Regions from separate parts of the Homo sapiens genome. Here all the other regions are linked to region 1. The links are chromatin contacts, found by Hi-C in ENCODE. All regions are on one chromosome and are shown on one strand. The core of a region is the stretch at or near the end of the contact, and the rest is flanking DNA. Distances in the headings are between cores, read along the strand shown.

The links. A loop is a pair of places that touch in the nucleus more often than their neighbours do. Pooled maps may share reads with other maps.
Region 2: a map of ascending aorta shows a loop between it and region 1 (6-fold over the local background). The contact joins the promoter of UBE2D3-AS1 here to the promoter of AIMP1 in region 1. A Hi-C loop is called at or near these places in 3 of 168 maps with a recorded cell type or tissue (ascending aorta, chondrocyte and naive thymus-derived CD4-positive, alpha-beta T cell), 2 of 37 single-sample maps with no recorded cell type and 15 of 50 pooled maps.
Region 3: a loop to region 1 is called in a pooled map, with 10 times the contacts of the local background. The contact joins the promoter of PLA2G12A here to the promoter of AIMP1 in region 1. A Hi-C loop is called at or near these places in 7 of 50 pooled maps.
Region 4: a pooled map shows a loop between it and region 1 (16-fold over the local background). The contact joins the promoter of MCUB here to the promoter of AIMP1 in region 1. A Hi-C loop is called at or near these places in 7 of 50 pooled maps.

What each region holds. Positions count from the first base shown.
Region 1 is chr4:106,314,318-106,318,127 of GRCh38, forward strand. AIMP1 (aminoacyl tRNA synthetase complex interacting multifunctional protein 1) reads left to right here and starts at 2,233. Exons shown (of 7, transcript NM_001142416.2): 1 at 2,233-2,277. TBCK (TBC1 domain containing kinase) reads right to left here and starts at 1,892. Exons shown (of 26, transcript NM_001163435.3): 1 at 1,614-1,892. RefSeq lists enhancers at 1,472-1,561, 1,642-1,701, 2,192-2,441.
Region 2 is chr4:102,826,429-102,830,238 of GRCh38, forward strand. UBE2D3-AS1 (UBE2D3 antisense RNA 1) reads left to right here and starts at 1,627. Exons shown (of 2, transcript NR_131186.1): 1 at 1,627-1,757. It overlaps UBE2D3 (ubiquitin conjugating enzyme E2 D3), which reads right to left and starts at 1,123. Exons shown (of 8, transcript NM_181891.3): 1 at 999-1,123; 2 at 57-208. The coding sequence starts at 80. RefSeq lists enhancers at 552-1,113, 1,053-1,442, 1,114-1,675, 2,844-2,903, 2,944-3,023 and silencers at 803-852, 873-1,002.
Region 3 is chr4:109,728,464-109,732,273 of GRCh38, forward strand. PLA2G12A (phospholipase A2 group XIIA) reads right to left here and starts at 1,607. Exons shown (of 4, transcript NM_030821.5): 1 at 1,139-1,607. The coding sequence starts at 1,346. It also overlaps a transcript of CFI not described here. RefSeq lists enhancers at 996-1,065, 1,725-2,601 and a silencer at 1,396-1,735.
Region 4 is chr4:109,558,444-109,562,253 of GRCh38, forward strand. It overlaps MCUB (mitochondrial calcium uniporter dominant negative subunit beta), which reads left to right and starts at 1,803. Exons shown (of 8, transcript NM_017918.5): 1 at 1,803-1,993. The coding sequence starts at 1,895. RefSeq lists a silencer at 1,750-2,069 and an enhancer at 2,490-2,689.

The DNA of each region.
Region 1 (3,810 bases), core at 983-3,482:
GAATTATAAAGTAACCAATACAAAAACTAAAAATTATGATTATGACTCTTCCAAAATTCAGAGGAGATTGTGAATGGTGTGGGCTATTTCTAGAAGTCAACGGAAAAAGAATTAGCAGTTCAACTTAGGGCTATCTCAAGAAGTCAACAAAAAGAATTAACAGTTTAACTTATTATTTAACCTACAGACCTAAAATTAGAAAAGGTTAAAAGTGGTTATCTTTGAAGAACAGTACTGAGAGTAGGACAGGTGAGACAGTTGCACTTTATTATTCAATCCTACTACGCTATACTACTTGATTTTTTTTTTTTTTTTTTTTTTTTTTGAGACAGAGTCTCACTCTGTCATCAAGGCTGGAGTGCAGTGGCATGATCTCGGCTCACTGCATCCTTCCACCTCCCGGGTTCAAGCGATTCTGTGCCTCAGCCTCCAGAGTGGCTGGGATTACAGGCGCCCGCCACCACGCCCGGCTAATTTTTGTATTTTTAGTAGAGACGGGGTTTCACCATCCTGGCCAGGCTGGTCTTGAACTCCTGACCTCAGGTGATCCACCCGCCTCGACCTCCCAAAGTGCTAGGACTACAGGCGTGAGCCACCGCGCCCGACCATTTTATTTTCAATCAGATGTCTTTATCATCACATAGCTGAAAATAAAATAACCAAATAAAACACAATGATCGAAAAAGATAAAACACTAATTAGCATAATCAGTGTTCTTTTTCCACTACCTCTTAAATGGTTGTACATAAAAAGGCTCACACACAAAAATACACACACATACATTCACTTACACCTCGTGAGTGGAAGAAAACTACCGGGGGAAAAAAAACGTAGAGATGAGAGATTAGATGAGGGAAACAGCAGTGCAAGCAGTTGGGCTTGAAAATTCATTCATTCAACAAATATTTTGAAGCCCCTATTTTAAGTCAGTTGTTTTTCCAGCTGGTGGGCAAAGGATAATGAACAAGTCAGACTCTGTGCCCTCAAAGAACTTAGAGTTTTAAACGACTCGAATGGGGAAAGAAAGTAAAAAATAGGGCAAAAGACGCCGATTTTATCATGAATAAAATTTCACATTTCTTCAACAGGAAAATGATACTAATTCATTTATTTTATATATACATTCTCTCAAGAGGTTATTTTTGTCTCAAATAGATAGAAACCAGGACAGGGATCCTTGAAAAGCAGCCACTGACAATCCTCAAGTAACTTCCTTCCTCTGCTTCACTTTCTCCTACTGCTCAAGGGGGTGTTACACTTTGACGACTGACTAAACCTCGAGGGCCAGAAACAAACCAAAGCAAAATTCTGCCTCCAAGGTGAGTAATGGAGGGGCGGATTCTAGATTCTCTAACCTCCTTTAGCCTTCCTTTGAGGCAGTGACAGAGCGATTACTAAGCCTACGGTTCCCAAACGACTCAGGTGAACCTGATTTACAGGAAAGGCGGGCTGTAGCTAGGGATGGAGACAGTACCTATCAGCAAGCGGCTCCACAGCTCGGTTCTCTATCTATTCTGAAGACATGCGGGGCCACTCACTGCTCCTGATAGTCCTCTACCTCCCACAGACCCCACCCACTACGACACGGAAAACTGGATTACCCAAATACCTGCCTCTGAGTCTGGGGACGCAGGCAAGCACAAAGACAAGGGGGATGGAGCTTCTACACAGGGCCCCAGCGCTGTCGCTGTGGCTGCTGCTGCCGCTACGGCTTAGTGCACCAGACGCTGCATTTCAGGTGCTCCTACAAAAGAGGCCACTCCTGGAACGCCGGGAGCTCAGACGCTGCCCTTTGCTCGCGAGCCAAGTCAGCCAAGGTTAACCTTCGCGGAACCCGGCGAGGAGCGCAAGCCTGGCCTTCCCCAAACACAGATCCGAGCTTTTCACCCTCTACCCTCCCCTCAGCCTGGCCTTTTCTTCCGCCCTCACAGCCACCGCGACCCAACGCTGAGGAAAGACCCCGACTTGTGGTGTCCTTCCCCTTGCCCAAACTGGCCACGAAAGGACATATAGCGAGAGAGAAAGAGGTGCGGGGGGACGGGGGGGGTCGATTGAAAATACTGGGTGAGGGAATGGAAGACGAGGAGCGTGGTATGGCAGGTTAATGGGACTGAGCACAGGAAGAGGAAGAAAGAATTGAGGGTTGAATCTGTAGAACACTCAGGCTTTCAGCAAGGACACCTCATTGGGTCCTTTCTCACTGCTATAGTACGCGGGTGGCTGGACCTACATGCTTCCTGCTGTGGCTGTCTCGGAACCCGTGGTCCTCCGCTTCATGTGAGTGACGTCGTGGCGGGTCACTCACTCGGGGATCGCCGATTGCGATCGTAGGGGTCTTCCTTCTCTAACTTGCCTCCAGGAGAGAGGACCTGGCCTGCGCTGCTAATGGGTAGTCCGTTCGCAGCAGGACCAGCCCTGGCCTAAGGAAACAGGAAAGAGTTTGAGACTTCCTTCTAAAGGAGCCACGTTTGAGAAATGGGATGCAGGCCTAAGTTAAGAATGCTACAGAAAAATATCGATCCCTAAGCGTATTTACTGTTATGTGAATGTGTGTGTCAAAGGACTTAGGTGCTTTGGGGGAGAGGAGGGTGAAGACAGGAATTTATTCATTGAGCGAATAGTTATTAAGCGCCCACTCTATTCCAGACACCGTTCTAGGCATTAGGTGAACAGCAGTGAACAAAACAGACGGAAATCTGTGTCTACTTGTAGCTCACATTTTAGAGAGGAAGGCACATACTAAGCAAAGTAATTAGAAACATACTGTATTTTAGGTCGTGATAGTCCTGAAGAGAAACGTAAAGCAGGGAAGAAGGGTATAAAGTGACACAGGAAGGTCTTGCTGAAAAGATGACTTTTAAGTAAAGGGCTGACAGAAGTGGGAGATTTAACCACGCGAATATCTTGGGAAAGTGCAGTCAGACAGAGGGACCAGCCATTGCAGAGGTCATGAAGCAGAAACGTGCTAGAATAGCAAGGAGGCCTGTAGGGCAGAGTTGAGTGAAGGGTTTAGTCCTTCACTGGAGATTAAATCAAGGCGAGCAGGTCATGAAGATCTTGAGGACATCTAACTTTTATTCTAAATGAAATAGGACTTTGGAGCGTTTTGAGCAGTAGAGTGATGGGCTCTGACTTCCTTTTAAGAGGGTCACTCTTTAAGGAAAATACACAGAGGAGGACGTGGTAGGAGAAAGGAGACCAATAAGAAGAGTTTTGCAATAATCCAGAGGAAGCATAATGGTGGTTTGACTATGGGTGGTAAGAAATGGCCAGTTATATTCTTGATGCACTTAATTTGGATATGTAAGAGTATTATAGATGACAGGGTTAATTTTATTTAATTAGGCTTTGGAGGACACTTGAAAAATGAATTCCAGTGTGAGTTTCAGAGTGGCAAACACAAGTTAAAATCATGGCTTTGCTATGTGGTACTTGAAGGGATTCAGATAAGTCATGTAATTTTCCTGGATCTGTCTATAAAATGGAAATCACATCTGTCAAGATTGCAAAGGTTAGGGTATATTATAGGTATTTAATGACAAGGTATGTAATGGGTCTAGTCTGCAAATCTTAACCAGGTAAAAGATGGCCTTATTGTGAGGTAAGAGGGTCATGGGAGGCCAAGGCATACTCCTTTTTAAATTTTATGGACTCTGTACTGGGGAGGAAAGTTTTTGTGTTAATGACGATGGTATTTAGAAATGCATGGACTGGCCTCTCATAGCTGTCCACCCTATAGTCATTCCTTATAGCCATCCTTTAAACCCTCCAGGACCCCCTATGTCCTCATCAGTAAAGGGAAAGCAGGCT
Region 2 (3,810 bases), core at 377-2,876, 3.5 Mb before region 1:
TTGGCCCGAGCCTTCCTTTTCTCCTACCACCCCATGCCCTTGTCCCCGCGGGTTACCTTATTAATCCGTTTCAGCGCCATAGTGTGTGCTTGTCGTCTGGCTCCTCACTCTCTCGGTGTATGCTCAAAGGTCCGGCCAAAACTCTTGATTATCCCGGCGGCGGGGCAGGATTGTCTCGTCTCACACCAGCTCTGCCAGACACAGGCGCCTTTTGCAAAAACGGAGCAGATCAGCACTCGCACAGGCCCCGAAGAGCCCCTGATGAATCCAGGTCCCTTAAGACAGCCGCGATCCGGGGTGGGTGGGGTGGCGTGGCAAAGCCACCAACAGCCTCTGTACCGTGCTTTCGGCCCGAAGTGGGGGCGAGGGTGACGGGAAGAGCGGAGGTGGTGGCTACAAGTTTAACTTCCCGGCCTCTAGAAAGGAAGAGACCCGGGTGGGAGAGGAAGAGGCGTAGGAGAAAGGGGTGGGTGCGGGGCAGGGTCCGGAGCCCAGCAGAGGAGGAGCCGGGGCCTAGTCGGCGCTATACCGGCGTCACTAGGGCAAAGAAAGGCAAGGGGGGAGGGGGAAGCATAAGACTCCGGACGGACGCCGGGCTGCTTTCGGTTTCTGTCCAAAGGTGCGGCCGGGAAAAGGAAGGAAATAAAGGAAGGGAGACTTGATGTGTATTGCTATCCTCGCAGCGAGCTATTCTGTGTCACCCCTGACGCCACCGTACACTCACTCCGCCTTCCAGCGCGCTCCCGCGCGCGCCCGCCCAGCCACCTCCACCACGCGCCCGCGCTGTCCCTGAGGCTCCGGCTTAGGCGCGAGGACGCGCCCATTCCCCCTCCTCCTCCAGCAGGAGAGGCCGCGGCTTCCCCAACCTTCCCACCCTAACCCACCGCACCCAATAGGCTGGCCGCTCAAGCCGCCCAGGTCCCGCACTGCCCCTCTTACCCGGCCGGCCACTGGGCCGGCCTCCCTTCCCTGCCCTAGCCGTCCACACCCACGCGTACAGAGGGGCCGGGGCCTCCCTCAAGCTGCGGCCTCGGCCTCCTCCCCGCGCGGCAGCTGGTGCCTCCCCGGCCCTACGGGGCTCACGCGCACGACACAGCCACAAGATGTCCGCTCTGACGGAACTACTGCCAGCTGCCACGCTCCGCCCCTCCCCCTCCTCCTGCCTCTTCACCGCCGCGGATCAGTCCGCCAACGCCGCCGTCCCGAGCACAAGACCGATGTGAGGCCGAAGCCAGACGGCTTGCTTCCCACGTCCGGGGCCGAGTGAATACGTGTCAAGCCCTTTTCCTTCTTCTCGGAACAGCACCTTCTTACTAAACAGATCGGAGATTGGACCAGGAGGGCGGGGGAGGGAGGAGGATCATGAGCTGGGGGGAGGGTGAACGAGTGGCGGAAACCCTTAGGCTCAGAGAAGCATCGAGAACCGGAAGGAGACCATGGGAGGAAGGTAAAGGAAGCAGCCGCTGCGCGATCCAGCCCCACGCCCCTCCCCACAGCGTCCCCCAGTTTCCTCACTTGGTATCGAGGAGACGACTCTCGCGAGAACTTCGTGGCTGGCTAACCGAAGCGGTAGCTCTGCAATGACTTAAGAGCAGTTTTGTGCGCTTTTCCTGACGGGGTTCCGCCTCCAAAATGCATAAGTTCTCGCGAGACGCAGTAAGGCACCGGCTCGAACTGGGGCGGGCCACTGCCAGGAAAGCAACGCCCCTGAATGCTTATGCCGGTGGTTGGTAGAGGAAATGGAATTCCCCAGACTGGTAAGAGCGCGCGCAGACACAGCCTTGTCTCACGCGCCCAATCAGGAGCGTGTGGTGGGAGGTGCCAAGGATTAATTACCAGATACCTTTAGTCTAGCTCGGGCCGGGATTTTGAGGTTTCCGGTGGAGCAGGTGAGCAGTATTTACTCGCCTGCCCTCCTGGGCTGGTTATGCTGTGGGAGGAGGCGCCCCTCGAGATGGGAATAGTAGTTTTAAATAGACCCAGGTTGGCCGCTCATCAGCGCTCCCACGTGCTGAAGTCTAGTGCACGTCTGACCCTAAGGGAGCAATACTGAGAACAGCAGGGAGCAGGCTGAGTCAAGCTCAATTGAGTGGATGGGGCTAGGACAGAGAGAGTTAGGGGCAGGGTTTTCACTGGTCTCCGTAATCAGTCGCTGCCGTCCGCCAAGGTGTAGATGTGGGAACAAGCTTAAATTCTCAAACTTTAGCTTCTGTTGCTGTGTTTCAGTTCTTGAGCCAGAAAGTGTTGAGACTAATTAGTTAATTAGGTAGAGTTTAGAGTCAGAAAAACAATACAATACTTCCTGAAATATCCAAGTTGGGAGGTGGGATTTACCTCAGTAGGATTGGCCTGTTTTAGTCAAGGGTTTAAAGTATGGAGACGGCAGTTATGCTCTCTAGTGTATCCTTCAGGCAAAAGAAAGACCTTAATTTTTATGAGGAATTTAAAAGTGGGTAAGCACTGACCAGCTTAAGGTTTTTTAACATTCCTTAATGACCCCAGTTACCGAAGTGGAGATCTTCAATTACTTGGAAAAATAAACTTGTTTTAAAAATACACTTAATTTGAAAACTGTTGCAGAAAGTTTTACCTAATAAAAACTTAACACGTCAACAATGATGAATATAAGTAGTCTAATGTATACTGTTCAAGTGACCATGTAGTGTCACTAGTGAAGCAGTGCTTCTCAAACTAGTGTCCATAGGAACCACCTGGGGTTTTGTTGAAAATGCGACTTTGATTTGGTAGGGCAGTGGTGGAGCCTGAGAGCCTACATTTCTAACTAGCTCCCAGGTGATACAGATTTTTCTCGTCTGAACCACCCCGTGAGTAGCAAAGCACTGAAGTGCTTACCTCATGGCCTAACTGCTCATGAGGCTCACCTCAGTAACACCTCTGGCCCCTCCCTCCTCCCTGAATAATCTGTGTTCTCTCTCATAGCTAGCCAGATATACTAAAAGCACAGGACTAGGCATGAAGATGGAGGGAGGAACCCAGATTAGTTATTGCTTCCCATTTGCTTGATATTGGCCTGGTTAGTTATCTTCTAACCCCGTTTCTTCACCGCTAAAGTAAGTAATAATGACTGTCCTTTCTCACAGGGTGATTGTGTGGTTAAAGTGTCATAATATATGTGAAAGGACACTGGAGACTCTACAGTGCTGTATAAATGTCAGTTATTAAAGTAACCAGTCAGACATTAACTGGCCATAGTGTGAAACAAATGTATAGTAGTAATAGTGGCCACGCCTGTAATCCCAGCACTTTGGGAGGCTGAGACGGGTGGATCATATGAGATCAGGAGTTCGAGACCAGCCTGGCCAAAACAGTGAAACCCCATCTCTACTAAAAATACAAAAAATTAGCTGGGCGTAGTGGCGGGCGCCTGTAATCCCAGCTGCTTGGGAGGCTGAGGCCGGAGAATCGCTTGAGCCTGGAAGGCGGAGGTTGCGGTGGGCCAAGATCACTGCGACAGAGTGAGACCCTGTCTCAAAAAAAAACAAGAACAAAAAACAAAACTAATATATATGGAGTTCTAGATTATCCATGCTTATAAAGGCAAGTGATTGTGTAATCACAAACTCATTATTGTTAGGCAGTGAAGTAAATTCATTGGTTGATTGGGCTTTCTGTTTACAAGTTTGTATTTGCATAAGTGGACTTACATTTCTGCTTATATTTTGCCATGGTTAAAATCAAAAGAAACATAGCCTAGAAGCATTTTGATGCCTTAGGATAAAGCAGGCTAAGATTAAGTTAAATTTTAAAACATTATTCATGTACCTGTTGTTACAGAGAGCCCACTTTACA
Region 3 (3,810 bases), core at 357-2,856, 3.4 Mb after region 1:
AAGTTCTACAAGAATAAAAACATCTTCATGAAGCATACGTTTAGGTGGTAACGTTTAGGCACAAATTTAAGAAGCAATGCAACATGTCTCAGCACCTGTTCAGCGCTTTAAAGTATACAAGATACAGTTCATCCTTTACTTCTATTAACATAAAACTAGAAATTATCTTGAAAATTGCAGGCAGCATGTGGCATCATAGGTTTACATGATACCAGTTCCTTTTAAGTTCACCTATACAATCAGGTTCCAACAATGAAGTCACTGGATCCCCGATTATTTTCCGCTGCCAGCATAATGAGACTCTAACCTTGGCTAATCTTATTGGAAACATGATCTCCCAACTGCTCTCTTAACATTTTCAATTTCCAAACAAAAGTCCAATATTTTTCTGACCTATTAAAATATTTAAGCACTCAAAAATGTGCTACAAAAGAACTATCTCTGCCTGAAATACTGAGTTGATTAGTACTCATACCGCCACCAAACAAATTCTCAGGTTCAAAGAGAAAGTTCAAAAAATATTAAAAGAGTAAATGAAGATAACTGTATTAACGTTAACCAACAATGAGGAGGAGGCGGGTCACTGATATCTAAGGAAAGAAGAGTTATCGGAACCCTTTCTCAACACTCGAGTACACCAAAAGTCTGTACAAAGGTCGCAAGTTATTGTCTATGGGTTTGCAGAAAAAAAACCATTTAATATCAATTATAGAGAAAGTTAATACGGCATGGTTTTTAAATTCTCAGTTTGCTTCGCATGTTCATCCAATTTACAGAAGCAAAAATGAGCTAAAACCAGTCTGTTCCACTCTATTCCCATGATTCCTACGTCAGTAAGTTCTTCGGCAACTTGGTGCAATTGAGGGGGGGAAAAGGTAATTCAGAAGCAATGCAAATGGGACGGGGGGTACACCTCTCCGTTAGAATGTGACCTCTCACATTCTAACAATAGTGGTGCGAACTTGTACCCAGCTTGCTCAATCACTAGAACGGCAAGATTCTAGCAGTGGTTAAGTTTTTCCACAGCCGAAGGACACCGTCAAGGTCTGCCTTGCATCTGTCACTCACACCTCCAGGATCTCCGTCACCCCAATCCCCCGAAAGCACGAGCCCTCGCTGGGCCCGGGTGCCCCCTCACCGTCACTGCATTTATACTGGCAGAGACCGTCCTCGCCTCCCAGGAGGTCCAAGGCGGCGTTCAGGTACGTGTCTATCTTATGAACGCCGTTCCGGATGGTCTTCAGGGTGGCTCTCCAGTCGGTGGTCTGGGCCTGCTCCTGGCACCTGACAACAGCGGCCATGAGGAGGAGCAGGAGGGTGAGCGCGGGGCGCGAGAGCAGGGCCATGCGCGCAGCGCCGGGCTCTACGGGTCCCCGAGCCGCGGCGCGGGGCGCGTCCCCACAGAGTCCCCAGGACGCGCTAGGCAGCGGCGCGGGCCCCGGACTTGGCAGCAGCCAGCTCCATATCCACGCCTCCTTCCCGGCTGGCCCTCAGGATCTCGCTGTCTTTACGTGAACCGCCTCGGGCAGGCAGCGCCGTCGCGGGGACGCGCCCGCTCACCTGGACCAGCGCGCCCGCTCACCTGGGCCAGCAACCGTCCCCTGTGCGCCTGCGCCGGAGCACGGCGCGTCAGCGGCGCACGGGAGGGGCGGGACGCGCAGGGGTGGGGCGGGGCGGGGGCGGGGTTGGGGGGGGCGGGGAACCGGGGGAGGGGCGCGCGGGGCGGGAAACGGGGGCGGGGCCTCCATGCCCACGTGGTCTCCGCGGCACCCTCCCAAGACCCTTGGTCCTGGTTCACAAGAGAACCTTAAAAAGTACCCAGGCCTGAGCCCCTTTTCTAGGGAGCCTGATTACGTTGTCCCAGGTGGCAGTGGGCGTCGGTATTTTTTAAGAAAGCTCTCCGGGCTGTTAACCGTGAAGCAAGAGTTGCAGAGCTAACCCCGGTGGCCTAACCTGACCAGTCGGGGCTCAGCACAGTAGCCCCGAGAGACAAGCTTTTCTGGGTGTGGACAACATCGGAGAAAATAACCCCTGTGCCCCCTCGCAGAGAGCGCTGCGAGAGGTCCAGCTGAGTTTCCGGCTTGAAGACGTGGTTCCATTGGCAATGTGGGCAGAGTCCGGCTGTCAGCTCGCAGAGCAGGGCTTTTCCTCCTTGCGTCCTCTCCCGGTCCTCCAGATCTGCTGTGGCCGCGGTTGGGGGAGCGGGATCTGGAAGATGCCAACCCATGCCTTGGCGGTGCCTGACTCTAATCAGGACGAGCTAAATGCTAGTTTAGACTTTCCGGAAAAAGAAAATGGGCCAACATAAAAATCATAAAATTCTCCCCTGGTAAGGAAGAAACAGTAGTGTAAACTTAAATACAGTAAAAAGTAAAATAAATCTTAAGGAAGTCATTGTTTTTCTACTCAAGGGATTTTGTAACTTGATAGTTACAGTGACGTTTGTTTCTCTGTACCTACCACCCTGCCCCCAGCATTGTGCGGGATCCATAAATAACTATTGCAGTAGTACTTTGTATCAGTTGTAAATATCTGGTTATCTTAGTATCACAGCAGTTTCCAAGAATTTTACAGTAAGATCCAGAGCAATGTTGAAAGTATTGGGCAGACCAAGCGCGGTGGTTTACGCCTGTAATCCCAGCACCTTGGGAGGCCTGGAACTCCTGAGGTCAGAAGTTCGAGACCAGCCTGGCTGACATGGTGAAACCCCATCTCTACCAAAAATACAGAAAATTAGCTGGGCGTGGTGGCGGGCACCTGTAATCCCAGCTACTCGGGAGGCGGAGGCAGGAGAATCACTTGAACCCAGGAGGTGGATGGATGTTGCAGTGAGCTGAGATTGCACCACTGCACTCCAGCTTGGGGCACAGAGCGAGACTCTAAAAAAAAAAGAAAGTGAGTAAGTATTGGGCATAGGTGTGTCCTTTCTATAAGAATTACCAATAAGTTCTAGGTTTGGCCTTTTGTGTTTGTTACAAACTAAATGAGCTTATAATAAACGTTCAGTGCACAGTTCATAAAAATTACATCCCTCTTTATTGAGTGCTTACTATGTGCCAGGCACTTCATGAATATGATCGCTCACATTCAGAACACTACTTTACAAGGATGCAGACTTTGGGCAAGTTAGAAACATAGAAAGGCATTCCTCCCTACAAACAGGGTAGCCCAACAAACGGTGTAGCTCCTGGCTGGAGACTGCCTGCACTTCACTCAGCCCCTCAACCAGGAGTCTTGGGCAGTGATTAATTCCTACCACAATGGAGAAGGGGGAAGAATGTTCCCTGGAAGGTATTATTATCTTCCTCTTTTACAATAAAAGAGTCGAGGTGAGAAGTCATGTGACAGTATCTACTCCAAACCAAGGCCTCTGTCTTCACAAAATACCACAGATATTTTTATTTTTTAATTTTTAGACAACACATTTCAATACATTTTAAAAAGGGAACTTAGAATCATTGTCTTAGCTTTCTGGAACATTGGTTTCTCAGCTCCAAAGTATGAAAGTTGGACTAGATTACCTCTGAGATACCACCACCTGAATCCTTAAACCAGGCTTGGTTCTTACAACTCCCTAGTCCAGGGACAAGACTTTCAAAAGAAAGGATAGAATGTAATAAAATAACCTAGTTCCAGCCCTCAGTTATGACCCAAAGCCTCTCCTTTCCCCCACTTTCTCTATTTATTTACTTCTTTGTGATCTCATCTAATTTCTTACACCTTAACTACAGCCTATACTCTGAGGAATCAGACGTAGTTTTCTTTGTCTGATCTCTCCTTAGGGATTAAATTCTCAAATGCCAGTTCTTC
Region 4 (3,810 bases), core at 553-3,052, 3.2 Mb after region 1:
CTGCACTGCCTTTATGATCTGTAACACTCACCGTGAAGGTTTGCAGCTTCATTTCTGAGGCCAGTGAGACCCGAACCCACTGGGAGGAATGAACAACTCCGGACGCGCCACCTTAAGAGCTGTAACACTCACTGCCAAGGTCTGCAGCTTCACTCCTGAAGCCAGCGAAACCACTGAACCCACCAGGAGGAAGAAACTCCAAACATGTCCGAACATCAGAAAGAACAAACTCCGGACACGCTACCTTTAAGAACTGTAACACTCACCACCAGGGTCCGCGGCTTCATTCTTGAAGTCAGTGAGACCAAGAACCCACCAATTCAGGACACATTATCAAGATTCTTCACAAATGTTAATAGGGATTTTTATCAGTTTTAGTTGTAGTTTCCAATTTCTAAAAATGTTCAGGTAATTTTTTTACACCTTTCAGAACCTAGCTCATGAGTGTTGAATCAATGCTTTTTCATGTCAATTCTTTGTATAGGCATTCTTTTCAGTTGTATTAAACAAGAACCCTTCACAACAAAAAAACAAAAATACACGCTTCTTTCACTTGGAGCACTAGCTAATAGGAGGAAAAGATTCAGGTAAGGTAATTTACCTTCCCATATGAACTTAAAGTTTCATGTGTCACTCTCCATCTGGGGCAACTGTATTTTGAAAGACATGCTAGTTAACACAGGTGAATCAGCCTTTAATAGTGATAAAGTTTTTACTATAGTAGAAACTTGTGATTCTTTCCCTTTTCAATAAGGAAAGGAGATTACCGCCAGGAGTGATTTGCCACTTATTGCAGGTTTGCCAATTTTGATTCATTAACTGAACCCTCTTGCAGATTCAGGAGATAAAAATGCGGAGTGCCCAGTTAAATTTGAATTCAGATAAACACCAAATAATTTAGTATATCCCAGATATTTCATTTTTAAAATAATAAATGTGACCCATGCAATATTTGGGACATACTTCACTATTTGTATCTAAAATTCAAGTTTAACTGGGCATCCTATATTTTATCTAACAACCCTACTGTAATTGGTTTAGGTTGCTCTTTAATGCCTTTGGTTTGCTTTCAAAAATAAGTAGTCTCAAAACAAAGCATCCGATTTCCCAGTAGTTAGAAGAACTCAATACCGGTTCCGAAGCTTCTTCAATTAAAAACGTGCTTCAAAAGAGAAGCCAATTCTGTGGGAGATACTTTCCCAAAAAACTCGGGTTTGGGCCCCTATACCGTGAACTACAAACCTCCGCAGGGGTAGGCCCGGGCTGCCCGCCTCACACCGCACTCGCCAGCGAGCAGGGGCCCGGCACCGCAGCCCGGGGCAGAGGCCTTGGAGGTTGTGGAGGTGGGAGAGGCCTCGGCCGACCCGCTTCAATCCGTCTTCTCCAAGCTCGGTGGGGAAAACAAACTTCCTGAGCGGCCCTGCCCCCTCCAGATGCCGGACGCTGTTTTCGTCTCATCCCCGTCTGGGTTGGATGGCGAAGACGGCGCTCAGAGCACGCAGCACCGGGAATTAACAGCGAGTTTTGAAATCTAGAGCTCGCAAGGTGTGCGTCGCCTGCTGCTGTTCATTCCAGAGGGTCTTCTGCTGGAGAAGGAGGGGGCCCTCGACCTCGGGCTCCCGCTCTCGGGCTCCCGCTCTCTCGCTCTCTTTTTTTTTTTTTTTTTTGGTCGGAGGAAAGAAAACAGCCCTGCGCCCGGATGCGTAGAGAGCCGACAAGTGGAAACAGGGACACACCCTCCCGTGAGCCCGCCCAAGCTGGAGCCGCGGCGCGCTGAGCGAGCAGGCGGGGCGGGAGCGCCCACAGCTCGGAGCCACCAGGCGCTGACGAGGAGCCCGGCTGAGGGAGGATGCGCCGCTGACGCCTGCGGGAGCCGCGCGCCTGGGGCGGGAGGATGCTCCAGAGGGGCCTCTGGCCGTGGCGCACGCGGCTGCTGCCGACCCCTGGCACCTGGCGCCCAGCGCGCCCGTGGCCGCTGCCGCCTCCGCCCCAGGTAAGAGCGGGTGCCGGGCTGTGGGGGTTCGGGGTAGGCTGGTGCAAAGTTTGCGTTGGACAACTTTGGCGGGAGCAAAAGCCGAGCGGCCGAGCAGTCAACTGCGTTTTGCTGGCTGCCGGGCTCCGCGCGCCGGGCGGTCCCGACAGGTGGTGGCCGGGCGGCCGACGTGGGTCACGGAGGCCTGGGCTGAGGTCAAGACTCCGGGCCCGGGGAAGGTGAAGCCAGAGCGCTGCGGCTGGGGGTGCCTCACCCGGGCCGAGATAGGGTGCGGGGACCACCAGACTTCGGCCTGGGAGCAGCAGAATAACCTGGGAGGCAGTTTCTGGGCTGCAGCTCTCGGTCAGGAGCAAGTTTCCAAAGCCGCTGCGCCGCGGGGCCGGTTCCCTCTTGGTGATCAGTGCCCGAGCCCCTAAGGAGCCCGGAAACGATGAACGGGGCAGTGACCGTCCCGGGTGTGGACGGTCGCAGGAGAGTGAAATTTCCATCCTGAAATCTGCGAGCACCTCCCTTTCCCAGAAGGAAGAAAAACTCGCGTTTTGTTCAGACACCCGAGAGACGGGTGAATCATGAGTGTGCTGGTGAGTAACAGTTGGCCTGACACCGTTGTATTGTGGTCTGTGGAGAACCGTGGCTTGGAGGAGTAGAGAGTGGATGTGCACCAAAAAAGACTAGAAGAAGGGGAAAGCGCTGAGTTTAAGGAGGATTGCGATGGAGCCTGACAGGAGCCCGGGAGTGCAAACTCTGACCCAGATGAGGAAAGACAGCCAAAGCCTTCAGGGTGTGTGTGGTTGGGGAGGGAGCTGTTTCTGAGTTTTCGTTTGTTCCTCCCCCACACTGTTAAGATTACTTTCAGATTGTTAAAGGCTTAAAAGCCAAAAAGTAAGCAGTGTGATTCTCTTGTCACTTTCACTTCCTGTTTATTTTGTTCTTTTTTTTCCTTCCCCCCCTTTTCCTCCAGCTGTCTGAGGGCTTCAGTTTCAATTGATGCAGGGAATATTTAAGTGCATTTTTTTTTCCTTTTCATTGAGCTTGTGACCAAAGGATTAAGTGCATTCAGAAAATCAATTCCAGGAATGTTTGAAAGAGAATGAGGAAGGCCATGTTGTTACTAAATGTAAGAACAGGGGCAAACTCCTTAAAATGTAAAATGGTAGACTTATAAAGTCATTGGGGAGATGGGCTTTTTATACTTTTAAAGGTTGTACTTTTACTGTAAGTGTTGCATTGTGTAGTCAAAGAGATACCAAACATTAAAACAACCCAATACGAGGAACCCCTTTCACATGCCATTTTAAACACAGATTATTGTTTTTTGTTGTTGTTTTTGGAGACGGAGTCTTGCTCTGTTACCCAGGCTGGAGTGCAGTTGTGCGATCTCGGCTCACTGCAACTTCCGCCTCCTGGGTTCAAGCGATTCTCCTACCTCAGCCTCCCCAGAAAATAGGATGACCGGCGCGCGCCACCGCACCCGGCTAATTTTTGTATTTTTAGTAGAGACGGGGTTTCACCATGTTGGCCAGACTGGCTGGTCTCGAACTCCTGACGTTGTGATCCGCCCGTCTCAGCCCCGCAAAGTGCTGGGATTACAGGGGTGAGCCACCGCGACCAGCCCCAAGTGTTTTCTATTAAGTCCATTTAACACGTTGAGTAGCATTTTTGTGGATCCCGGGACTGGCTGCCCTTTCTCAAATTATCACCTGCAAATCCTTTTCTCCATATTTCCCATCTGATGCTGTCTAGGGTGGTGCCATTGCATACCTCAGCAGGAATGTGGATACCCTTTTAAAAGAAAATGGTACCATCGGGCTTATTAG